Linked DNA regions of Homo sapiens: region 2 is linked to region 1. Evidence: chromatin contacts called from ENCODE Hi-C or POLR2A ChIA-PET data. All regions are on one chromosome and are shown on one strand. The core of a region is the stretch at or near the end of the contact, and the rest is flanking DNA. Distances in the headings are between cores, read along the strand shown. Region 1 overlaps ARHGAP26 (Rho GTPase activating protein 26). Region 2 overlaps NR3C1 (nuclear receptor subfamily 3 group C member 1).

What was found. Hi-C counts contacts between places; a loop is a spot of excess contacts on that map. ChIA-PET counts read pairs that join two places held with the same protein, here RNA polymerase II (POLR2A). Pooled maps may share reads with other maps.
Region 2: a pooled map shows a loop between it and region 1 (5-fold over the local background). The contact joins two enhancer-like sites. A Hi-C loop is called at or near these places in 2 of 168 maps with a recorded cell type or tissue (both naive thymus-derived CD4-positive, alpha-beta T cell), 21 of 37 single-sample maps with no recorded cell type and 16 of 50 pooled maps. POLR2A ChIA-PET finds 5 or more read pairs at or near these places in 7 of 52 experiments (CD4-positive, alpha-beta memory T cell, MCF 10A, Panc1 and 4 more).

The regions. Positions count from the first base shown.
Region 1 is chr5:143,006,520-143,012,822 of GRCh38, reverse strand. The region is part of intron 11 of ARHGAP26 (Rho GTPase activating protein 26); the gene reads right to left. Among named protein-coding and RNA genes, the nearest start is that of ARHGAP26-AS1, 140 kb to the right of the region's middle. RefSeq lists an enhancer at 2,869-4,068. Within about 2 kb of position 3,627, at least 8 of the 41 ENCODE cell types and tissues checked have a DNase peak (open chromatin) inside an H3K27ac peak, as active enhancers do.
Region 2 is chr5:143,338,686-143,344,988 of GRCh38, reverse strand. The region is part of intron 2 of NR3C1 (nuclear receptor subfamily 3 group C member 1); the gene reads left to right. Among named protein-coding and RNA genes, the nearest start is that of NR3C1, 62 kb to the left of the region's middle. Within about 2 kb of position 3,033, at least 2 of the 41 ENCODE cell types and tissues checked have a DNase peak (open chromatin) inside an H3K27ac peak, as active enhancers do.

The DNA of each region.
Region 1 (6,303 bases), core at 2,378-4,877:
AATTAGCCAGGCATGGTGGCGGGCGCCTGTAGTCCCAGCTACTTGGGAGGCTGAGGCAGGAGAATGGCATGAACCCAGGAGGTCGAGCTTGCAGTGAGCCGAGATCACGCCACTGCACTTCAGCCTGGGCAACAGAGCAAGACTCCGTCTTAAATAAATAAATGAAAAAAAATCATAGAACCCAAGCCCTTCTTTGGTCATTAAGGTTCTGTAGGTATAGAAAGGCATAAGGTGAACCTGATCATAATATATATATATATATATATATATGTATGTATGTATATAAATATATCCCTCCAGTGACTCTAATGGCTACTCTCAGTTGAGAACCACTTATTTAACCCCTAAAGAAACCAAGGCAACTACCTCTGAAAAGAACCATTAAATCCAGAAAGGGATTTTTCACTTAAGAAATATGACGGAGAATGGCTGGTCAAGAGGTCCCACTTGGCCCTTCAGCTGCTTTGTGTCACTGGGTCTCTTAGCCTCTCTGGGCATCTATTGCCTCATCCATAAACTGAAGGAGTCGCCCAAGAAGGTCTTTGAATTATCAAGCTCTAAATATAACAAATCATCCCATTTTATTATTAATTTTCTAAAGAAAACTAAAGCTACCAGGCCACTTATTAAAGGTCAGAAAGATGAGTATAAAGAGAACAGGTTTCTGTACTTAAAGAGGATTGTCTAATGAATGAAAAGGCATCAATGCATATACCTAAACGCTCTAGAGATAAGGAGTCAAAAGATTTTGATCCTGGCCTGGGCTTCCCCATTGGTAACTTCATCTTGCTGAACTTTAATTTCTTCATCTATAAAATGTGGGCGATGATAGGTTTTTCTGACTAACTCAGCCAGAGCTGATGTGAACATCAAATGAGACTGTGCCAAAGAAATATACTGAAACAGCACAACACAATGCAAGCGCTTTGGACTCTACTACTGAGAAAAGAAATGCTTAACATTCATGGAATTTGAGGGGAGGGCAAAAGTCACCACGAAGTCTAGGTGGAGGCTGACATAGAGGTTGTGTAATTTCTACTTAAAAGAGGAAACACAGTGGCCCACTCTCCCTCAGCAGCATCTTTATCATCTATATAAATGAACTTGAGCTAGATCATGGTTTCCAAATTGAGCCACACAGCACCTGCACAAACAAAGGGGTTGGAGAGAAGCTAAGACCAAATGACCCCTCCCTTGGCTTTTATCCATTTTACTCATGTGGCTATTGAGGAAGGGCATAGCGGCTTTGAAAAGTTTGAAGACCTCCTAAATAATAATTTCCCATGTTGCTTGCAATTCGTTTACTTATCCATGTATTTAACAAATATTTACTGTGTGCTTATAATGGTCAGGCAACGTTCCAGGTGCTGGGGATACAGATGAACTAGACATCTGTAATCTCTGCTCTCATAAAACTTTCCAATTACTGAAGAAAACAGAAATAAACAGATGCACATTTATGATTACTTCAAATATTGATAAGTACATTGGAGAAAGTAAAAAAAAAAAAAAAAAAAAAGCGGGGGTTTATTGTGGACTTTAGGCGAGGAAATGCCTCTCGGAAGAGATGACGTTTGCGCCAGGCCTGAATGATGAGGGGTACCTCCTTGGGAAGACGTGGGGGCTAGTGCCAACAGAAAGTACAGGTCCTTGGAAGGTGAAAAGTCATTGCATTTGAAGGAAGAAGGCCAGTGTGATTAGCAATCAGTGCAATGCAGAGAGGGGTAGGAGATAAGGATAGGGCAGAGGGGCAGCAATCCGATCCTGCAGAGCCTTGTGACCTGTGAGTGAAATGGGTCACAGTGTAATAGCTAAGACCAGCAATCCATGCTGACCGGCATTCACTAACCTTGGAAAGTTGGGCAAGGGAAGTGCAGAAGAGAAGACCACACTTTGGCAAGTATTTTTCTTCAGCCATCCTTGATCCCTGCATTTCTCCTAGTAAATTCAAACATTCTATCCAAGGGAACCTTGCTTCTATTTATAGCTGGCAAAATCCAGAAGGAATAGTAAAATGCAGGACTTCCAGCCCTCCTTCATTAGGAGATGAATTTGTGCCAAATTACTCTCTTTCAAGGTTTCCTGGGTCTCGGGAGACCCCTTCCTGGAACACCCAAGCATTCCCTGAATTGGAGAAGGATAATCAATGAGTCAAAGGCACCAGAAACATGTACTCACCTGCTCCTCTGAGGCCAGGCTGTTAATCTCTGTCTGGTTTGGGTTAATGAGCCAAAGAGAATGAGTTTTGAAATGAAGCTAACAAATCCTGCTTACCAGGACTTTGTGACTACAGGGCCCAACAAAGAAGGCCCAGGGTGGGGAAGCAACCAGATGGTGGCTCAGTCACAGCACTAAGCAGGAATGGTTTTGTTTACCTAGCACTTACCAAGCACCACACATGGCAACATCTAATCCTTGCAACCACCATATGGATGAGGTCTAGTATTATTCACATTTTAGAGATATGGAACCTGAGACCCAGAGTGGTTACACAGTTTGTCTAAGGACACAGAGCTGGTCAGTGGTGTACTATTCTATCTTGCCTCTAAAAGGATGTTCCAATACCCTTTTACCTTTCTAGGCAGTGGCAAATGTATATCACTACCAAGTCACTCCAGTGGTTGGTATTATGGTTCATAAATACCTTCTATACTGACAGAAGCAAAGAGCATGCAATTCACCCTTTAGAAATGGTCAGTCTGCTCTGGGCTATCCTTCTTCTACAGATCTCACAGTTGCCCACTAGCATCAGACTGAGGTTCAGAGGCAAGAGCAATGTCCTGAAAGATCACTTTGACCATAGCTTTGTCTTATGATTAGCAATCTCAAATTTATATGCTTTCAGGTAAGCCTCTTGAGAGCATCTACCTTAATACAATAGAACTCAACTCTCCAGGAGCAACCCAAGCGGACAAGGGGCACTAAATGCCTGATCTGTGGCTCCTCAGAAGACTGAAACAGTTAATGCACCTTCAACAACCCAACTGAAGCTAAGCTCTATCTGAGTACTCTAAAACTTGGGAACATTATCTCCTTTGGGTTTCTATACTTTGATGTAGGTATAGTCTAGTTTCTACTGACCATTGTATATGAAGATTTGTTAAAGATCCGTGCCAACAAGTATCTATTTTCAAGTATATGCTTCTGAAGAAGAGAAATTACATGTGTTTACTTTATCTTATCACGGTCCATCTAAGAATCATTAAAGAATAATTATGACAGATAGAAATTAATAATGATGATGATGACAAAACCCCTGCCATGTGCCAGACATCATGCCAAGCATTCTGTGTGCATTGTCTTATTCGGTTCTCATACCAGCCTAATTATTCCTTTCACAGAGATGAGAAAACTGAGGCATTAGAGAAGTTAGGTCACATGGCCAAGGTCAGACAGCTGGAAATGGGCAGAGTCCAGACAGGAACTCCCACGGTCTGTCTCCAGAGCCCAAGCACTTAACCACTAACCACATGATCAATAAGTCATTGTGATGACGATGATGACAATGACGACGATGATGATGCTGACGATGATAAAGGTGAGATGTTGTGGGCAGCTGGGCAGGTGAATCACCGGAAGGAAGAACTTGCCCTGAGTCAGAAAGAAAATGAAACTGGGAACAGCCTTCTGATTCTAGCCTGGAGTATTTACCACCAACCCATGCAACCAGCTGGCATCTAGTATAGAAGTAACACTTCATATTCTCTCTGAACCACAGGGTTCGATCCTGACGATAAACACCAGGGGGGGAGAGTAGCTCTTTGATACAAATCACAGGGCACTGCAATTCTGAGTCCTTACCCAGAAGCTGCAATGAAAGTACAATTTAATAAATCAAAGGAGGGCGAGGAAAGCCTTCATATGCTTCCTCTGCACCAAGATGTGATTTTGCAATAAATTCTGTTCACTGCTGAGCCAGTTCAGTTTACATGTCCCTACAGAATTAACAGAGAATACACAGAGTCATCTGGATTCCCAGAATTTTTCTATGAGTACCTTTATTACCATTATCCAAGCCATACTGAGAAAACAGAGAGGCTTGTTTTTCAAATGTAGATATTAAAGACATAAGTAAAGCAAAAATTTGACAAAACAATCTAACTTTTCCCTTTCACACACAGCTGCATTAGAGCTTAGCCATACCACACTTTGGATCAAAATCTGGACAAAATAAAGATGCTGGGGAAATAGGTTCATAAGGAAATTTGTTTAAAACTGATGCTCCTCTCTAAACTGCACCATCTTTACCCAAATGCACATCCAAACTCTATGATCCCCTGAGGTTTTCTCCAAGTCTCCTCCCACCTGGCTGTTCCCCTGATGTACCAATGTGGAGACACACTGAATAAGGCAATGTGTCAACATCTTAAAACAACAGGCTGGTTCTACACCATCGAATATCATCTCATCTCCTCTGCATGACAAAGTGGGTCCACCATCACTAGAATCAAAACAGCTTGCTCTTTTGAATTGTGTCTGTCAGTGGCGACAGATTTGTAGTAATCTACTGCTTAGGTTCAAAGTCCAACTTTACTGTTTATTGGCTAACATGCACATCAGTTATCATCCCTAGACCTCAGTCTTGCCATCTGAAAAAGGGGGATAGTAACACTCTCCACCACTTAGGATTGTTGTAATAATTAAATGGAATCATAGATATACAATATTCAACACAGCACTGAATGTAAATTCTATGGCCTATTGAACATTCTATAAGGATTAACTTTCATCTTCATCACTGTCATTTTCCTCCTTCCTTCTCTTCCCACTTTGTGTTTAAAAAAACAAAACAAAAAGCCTCTTCTGGTGATGGAAATGTATCCCCTATGGGATAAATGGCTAAGGATGGGAAATGTCATTTGAGGGACCCTGTGGCATTGGTCTTGTTGGCAATGTAATATAACCAACTGAAACTAATTAAGAGATGAAGGGAAAGGAAAGGAGACAATCTAAGGTCAACGTTTAAATCAATGGTTCTTAATCTTTTTTAAAACAGCAATCAAACATAAAAATAGCCACCTGCCACCAACCACTTTTTCACTATCAATTATGTGCCAAACACCATACTAAGCGTTTAAACGAATGATTTTATTTCATCCTCAAGCCTATGGGGTACTACACCTGCCTCTATTTCATAGCATCATATGGGTTAATTAACTTTCCAAAGGTTACATACTAGCAAATTACAGAGCCAGGATTCGATTTAGGCAGAGCACAGTAGAGTCTGTACTCAGCCACAACTTCATACAACTTCTCCACCCAGTCCTGCTTTCCAGAGGAAAAACAGCCTGCCAATTAACAAAGAACTCAAAAGAGGCTAAGCAGTAATTAAAATGGCAACAATGCAACCATTATGTAATAACAAAATTTCCACCCAATTTAAGCATAACAGGAATTCTACAAACTTCCAATTAATACAAGTGTGGCAGTAATTAAAAACCACAACCAGCTTGAGACATTTTAGGATGCCCAAAAAACAACCCTCCTAAAACCTATCAGCACATACAGAGAGAACTGGCCAGGGTTGCCAAAGACTCTGTGGCAGATTTCTCAGTTGAACACATTAGAATGCTCGGCAAACACTAATACAGGCTAAATTTAGGAACTTTTTTTTTTTTTTTTTTTTTTCGGAGACAGAGTCTTGCTGTCAACCAGGCTGGAGTGCAGTGGTGCGATCTCGGCTCACTGCAACTTCTGCCTCCTGGGTTCAAGCGATTCACCTGTCTCCTGAGCAGCTGGGACTACAGGCCACACCTGGCTAATTTTTTGTATTTTAGTAGAGATGGGGTTTCACCGAACTCCTGAGCTCAGGCAATCCACCCGCCTCGGCCTCCCAAAGTGCTAGGATTACAGGCATGAGCCACTGTGCCCAGGCTTAGGAACTTTTAATAACACCCCTGAGAAGTTACTGTAAGACACCCTTAGTCTGTGGAATGCCACCCATGAATGGACATGATTTTTCTAGATCAGGACTTCTCTTTTCACCCATGGGCCACAGGCCACACTTGGAAAAGCTTTTGGGAAGGAATTGTTTGAATCTGAAGCATGAATAGCCTGGAGTAAATAAGGATGTGTCTCAACTCAAGGGGTCAGAGCCAGGGAGCCAGCTATTGGTTCTTCCTCCTCCTCCCATCAGAAATGTGACTCTCATCACCATGGTCTGAGTGGTGAAATGTGCTCAGTGGAGCAAAAATAAGATGGCTGTTGCTACTTTTCTGTTTCTCAGCTGACAATACTCTGCCAGGCTTTCCCTTTCCACTGCTACCACTGTTGTACTTGCTGTCTTAGGGAGGCTCCCTCAAA
Region 2 (6,303 bases), core at 1,784-4,283, 330 kb before region 1:
AAAAACTACACAGACATGGGAAGAACGAGCCAACTCTACACAGACAGTGGCCCTGGACAGAGCTGGGCAGGCATCAGTTTTTTTTCTTTTTTTTGTGGGGGGTGAGGGTGGGGCATGGAGTCTCACTCTGTCACCCAGGCTGGATTGCAGTGCAGTGGTGTGATCTCAGCTCACTACAACCTCCACCTCCCGGGTTCAAGAGTTTCTCCTGCCTCAGCCTCCCAAGTAGCTGGGATTACAGGCGCCCGCCACCACACCTGGCTAATTTTTGTATTTTTAGTAGAGACAAGGTTTCACCATGTTGGCCAAGCTGGTCTGGAACTCCTGACCTCAGGTGATCCACCCGCCTTGGCCTCCCAAAGTGATGGGATTACAGGCGTGAGCTACCGCGCCCAGTCAGCATCATTTTTTTTTTCTCATCAACGTTAAAACAATGTTGAACAAAACATTATTCAAAGACCTGCCGTATGGCTATTTTCTAGTTGTGTGACTTTCTTTGGGAAAGTTAGCAACCCTTTCTGAGCTTAAATGTCCTCATTCATAAAATGGGGCTAGTAATAATGCATAAGGTTTTTGTAAGAATTAGAATTAATAAAGTACTTAGACCATAATAACTAATTAGTATTAGTTGTTGTCTTTGCTATTATTTTGATGTGGTGGTTGTTTGGTTTCACCTGTGTACTATCAGGACATGCTGAAATAAAATTTAAGAATTGGCTTTATAATATTAGAAAAGCAAACTTTTGTACGATATGGGTATGAAAAATTGTTGGGAGTCTACTTTTTCTCTCTTACCTAATTTGTCTTAGTCTTTTTAAAGCTTAGATTTTCCAAATGAGCCATAGCAAAATATAATGTTTAAAAATGTTTAAATTCTAAGCACTATGTCATAGTTAAATAACTTAAAGGTGCTACATCTTATACAGTCCAAAAGGAACATAATTAGTAAAATTCTACAATTTAGAAAAAAAAATAGCTGACAGTGACTGATTTATAAAAGTAAAATATCTTTTGTTAATACTAATATTCTTTTTATAAATTAATTGATGACAAAAAATTGAGTGAATGAGATTTGCAGTTCATTTATCTATGATGCTGGTTTATTTAATCTCTATAATTTGCTGTATTTGAAAGAGCATAGTGATAGAGGTCATGATAAAATCTAGGCCCAGTGCCACAACTAAATCCCTGTAGGAACTCTCAAGGTTTTGATTTCATCTCTGAATGGGAATAACACCTTCCAAGAATATTATGAAGATTAAAAAGTTACGTATCATAAATACACACAGAGTAACAATACTGGGAATATTGCAACTTGTAAGAAAGAGGAAGCATATGGCATATTCTGATGGTTAGGGATATGGACTCTGTAGCTGGGATGCCTGAAAGAGAACTCTGACTCCACTAATGGCTAGTTATATGAAATTGTGCAGATAATTTAACTTCTCTGAGTTTGCATTTTTCTTTGTCTATATAATGGGGATAATAATAGTACCTACCTCACACATAGTGTTAATTTCTATTAGTGGTTCTCATTAAGATAGTATTGTTGTTCATCCCTGGTTGTTAGCCATCATGTATCTGAGTTAGAGAGTCATTGATTTTAGAAAGTCCCGAGGAGACTATCAGGTCAAGCAACCTGCCTCCTGCTAGACAATTAGCTTTATCCATGAGTTACCAAAGAGGGAGCCGAAACCCAGGGAAGCTGAAAGAGCTGTTGATTGTCACCCTGTGAGTTGGTGATAGAAAGATATCTGGAATCCCAGTAGTTGCCCATTTCCTAGTTCTGGGCTCTGCATTGCACTAGAATACTGTGCCATTCTAAATATGAAAAGGCAGTATGACCATTGTGCTTGTCACTTTCCATTCCCTAGATGCTATCTTATATTTGTCCTTATGAAATTTAACCTGTGACTTTCAGATCACTTAGAACCTTGGTTGGACAGTGTTTTCTAGTGTTATTTAGTATATTTTTTTGTCATCTTCTGTTGTCTTTGGGTTCCCCTAAAAGAGCTATACTCTGGGTGCCAGGAAACTTCACACATGACTGTCTTCTCTTCCTCGACTTCCCTCTCTACTTACCTTTCCAGCTCGTAGCAAATCAGAAGACTTCTCTGACACCTCTCTATGTCTAAAGGTCCTTTGATATTCTCACATGGCGGCATGAATCACAGTGTATTTTAACTGGCCTTTTCCTTGTATGTCTCCTACAATGAGCTGTTGAAGCTTCATGAAAACACAATCTGTTTTACTCAGGGCAGTTATAATTCCAATTACAAAGCACATTTCCTGGCTCCTGGCTAGGAACTCGATCATTTTTCGATGCTTCCTTGCTCAGGACTTTCTGATTCCTTCTTAAAACATTTTGGGGCATCTCCTTCTCCTGGTTTTTGGAAACATATTCTCATACTGCTATGAAGGTTTTTACTGACATTTCCAACTTCTCTTAAATTGATTCAGCAAATGTTTTTCCATAATAAATGTCATTGATATGTCATCAATATGGAGAGCAACAACAGAATGCATTGAGTAAACTCCTCCCCTGGAGGTCTGAGAATCTAGATTCCAGTTCTCACAGAGCCACCACCTTGGTGACCTTGGACAGTAGACCTTCTAAGCCTCAGTTTCCTTATCCCTTAAGTGGGGATATTAATAGAACCCATTCTCAGAGATGTTGCCAAGATTAAAATAACCAAGATAATTCCTGTAGATGATTTGGCATAGTGCCTGCCACGTACTAAGCAAGAGTTAGCCTCCGTCATTATAGTATGATCATAAAAAATGAACAGACTAAACGAAGTAACCAGAAGGAAAGAAATTTTAATTCTTAAAATGTAATAGTTTCTTGGTTTTTTTTTTTCTGTGAAACACCTGCATGGCACCTTTTTGTTATTCATACTGTTTTGACTGTGGCTGTCGTAGATTCTTGTTGAAAGTCTGAGAGACTGAGACTTGTCATTTTGAACATGGCATCAGTGGAACAGCTTATGATTCAATAATTGCATCATCCTGGACAAGCACCAGTAGAAGTGAGTCAGGACATGTGATAAAAAGACATTCATTTTGCCCCTCCTCCCTCTCTGTATTTTCTTTGCTATAAAATTATTGATGTTAAGCCCATAGTACTAATATTTCAGTTCAATTCATAATAAAATTTGAGGGCATTTGAATATATTATCTGTTGTAAATTATAATTTTATATTTGACCACAGAGTATTTGAAGTGGGTCTTTTCTTTCCCCAAAATTCTATTTTAATAACTAAAAAATATTCTTAGGAGAAGTATTATTTAAGAACAGGTTTATATTAAATAACATCATTTCACTTTCAACTTTCTGGTGGTCAAAAAATATGCTAATACTAATTAGGATATGATACACATGTTCTGTTAGAACAGTTTTGGCAGTTAGAAGACTTCTCTTCTTGTGTTTGAAAGGGATGTTACTTGGGGTAGTTATGAGCCATGTATCCAGATGTCCTGAAAGGACCAGTGGTAGATGTATTTCTATTTTTGTCTTTTCTTTTTTCTTTCTGGCATTCTAGTTGCTGAGTGACTGACTTTTGTTTTCAGCTCTTCTCACAATCACCATTGTTCTAATAACTTTGCTTAAATAGAATGTCTCCTTTTGCTATAAGCCATGGGGCCATTTACCGTTAATTTTTTAAAGTACTGAAATGAGAACCTCATAAATTAAAGAACACTCCTGATTCTGAGTTAGCAGATCCTACTAAGCCTTTTGCAGATGGAAATTTCCTTTAAATTGGTTTGTTTTCCTTTAACATTCCATTATCCTATTGTTCATTCTTTGGAGCTGTGATTTGTTTAATATATTTCAGGCTTCTTAATAAATCAAGTCATGTAAGTTATTATTTGGATCATTTCGAAACTACAACAGCTTATCAAACCTCTGAAAGAAGAATTTTGTGTTTGCCCACAGACTGAAGAACTGATTCAGTTTTATTGGCTGAGCTACCTTCATTATTCATATTTAATTCCTGGTACTGAGGGTGGGAGGAGGGAGAGGAGCAGAAAAGATACAACTATTGGGTACTGGGCCTAATATCTGGGTGATGAAATAATATGTACAACAAGCCCCCGTGACATGTGTTTACCTATTTAACGAACCCTCACATGTATCCCCAAGCCTAAAAGTTTAAAAATATATATTTGGTAAATCAATTGATGTGTTTTAAAAAATATCGCCTTTTGGCCGGGTGTGGTGGCCCATGTCTGTAACCCCAGCACTTTGGGAGGCCAAGCCGGGCGGATCACGAGGTCAGGAGTTCAAGACCAGCCTGGCCAACATGGTGAAACCCTGTCTCTACTAAAAATACAAAAAATAGCTGGGCGTGGTGGCGCGCACCTGTAATCCCAGCTACTCGGGAGGCTGAGGCAGGGGAATCTCTTCAACCCAGGAGGCGGAGGTTGCAGTGAGCCAAGATTGTGCCATTGGACTCCAGCCTGGGCGACAGAGCGAGACTCTGTCTCAAAAAAAAAAAAAAAAAAAAAAAATCATCTTTAAAGAGATAACTAACCCTTCCCCAGAAGGCAGGGCCAAAGTCTAAGGTTCTTCCAGGTCCTTTGTATTCCCTATAAATTTTAGAGTCAGCCTGTCAATTTCTATACACACACAAAAAAAGCCTGCTGGGATTATGATTGGTATTGCATTGAAATTAAATCAATTTGGGTATAAGAGACTTCAATTTGGGGATTGAGTCTATATTGAGTCTTCCAATCCAGGAACACTGTATATCTCTCCATTTAGTCAGATATTTAGTTTATTTCAACAATATTTTCAGATCTTTAGTTCCTTTCAGCAATATTTTCTCATTTTTCCTGTAAAGCTCTTGCACATCTTTTGTCCCATATCTATTGTGTATATGTGTTTTGCTAGTTATTAAATTATATTAATATAAATTTTATTTTCCAATTGTTTGTCGCATATATAGAATGTTTTAAAAATATTGTGTCCTGTGACCATGCTAAATTAACTAATTCTAGTCATTATGTCTTCATTATCTTTCTCTTGAATTTTCATTGTCTTCCCCTTCTGGGACTCCATTCATATGTAAGGCCATTTGATACTGTCTCTCAGGTCCATGAAGTTCTGTTAATTTTTCTTCATTCTTCTTTTTCTCTGTGTTCTTCAACTGAATGAATGCCATTAATAATTTGGTATGTAATGGCTCACTTAAACTTCCTTTTGTTTTTAAGATATTTCTACTCTCAGCTGTGTCTGGAATCCTTTAGTCCGGAGCCCCACCAACCCTCAGCCTAGAAGGAAGGAGGAGAAGGATAGGGTGAAAGGAAGGGGAGAGCTTCTAGCTTCAGGACAGAGATCAGAACAAACAACAGAGCAGTCATCTTGGATAAGGAAACTTCCCTCAAACCTATTACTTATATCCTCAGAAATAAGAAAAATAATGCATTTATCAAATTAAAGGATTTTGAAAAAGGGAACATTCAGAGAATAAAACTAAACTCTTGAAAGTTAAAAGGATGATAACATAAATGAAAAGCTCAGTTGAAGGATTGAAAGATAAAAGTAAGAAAATATCCCAGAAATAAGAGCAAAAAGACAGCAATGTAAAATAGGGGAGAAGATAAGAGAATTAGAGAACCAGCTTAGGAGTTCTAGAAAGAGAAAATGTAGACAACAAAAGGTAAGAAATCATCAAAGACTGGAGTAGGGGAGGTCATGCTATCTGTTTCTTTTTCTATTTTTTATTTTGAGTTACATTTTTTTTTACTGTGAAACAAGCATATGTACATGAGAATGAACAAAACAAATATGCAGTCATGTATTGCTTAACAACAGAGATAGGTTCTGAGAAATGCATCATTAGGCGATGTCATCATTGTGCAGACATCATAGAGTGAACTTACACAAATCTGAATGGTATGTCCTACAGTACACCTGGACCATATGGTATAGCTGTTGCTTCCAGGCCACAAACTTACAGCATGTTACTGTACTGAACACTGCAGGCACCTCTAATACATCGGTAAGTATTTATGTATCTAAACATAGAAAAGGTACAATAAAAATACAATATAAAAGAGGAAAAAAATAGTACACCTGTATAGGTGCTTACTGTGAATAGGGCTTCCAGGATTGGAAGTTGCTGTGAGTCATTGAGTAGTGAGTGAATGTGAAGGCCTAGGACATTTATTATATGAAGTCTACTGTAGTGTAAACTCTGTAGACTTAGGCTACACTAAATTTATAGAAAAATTTTCTTCAATAATAAATTAACCTTAGCCTACTGTAACTTTTTTACTTTGTAAACTTTTAATTTTTTT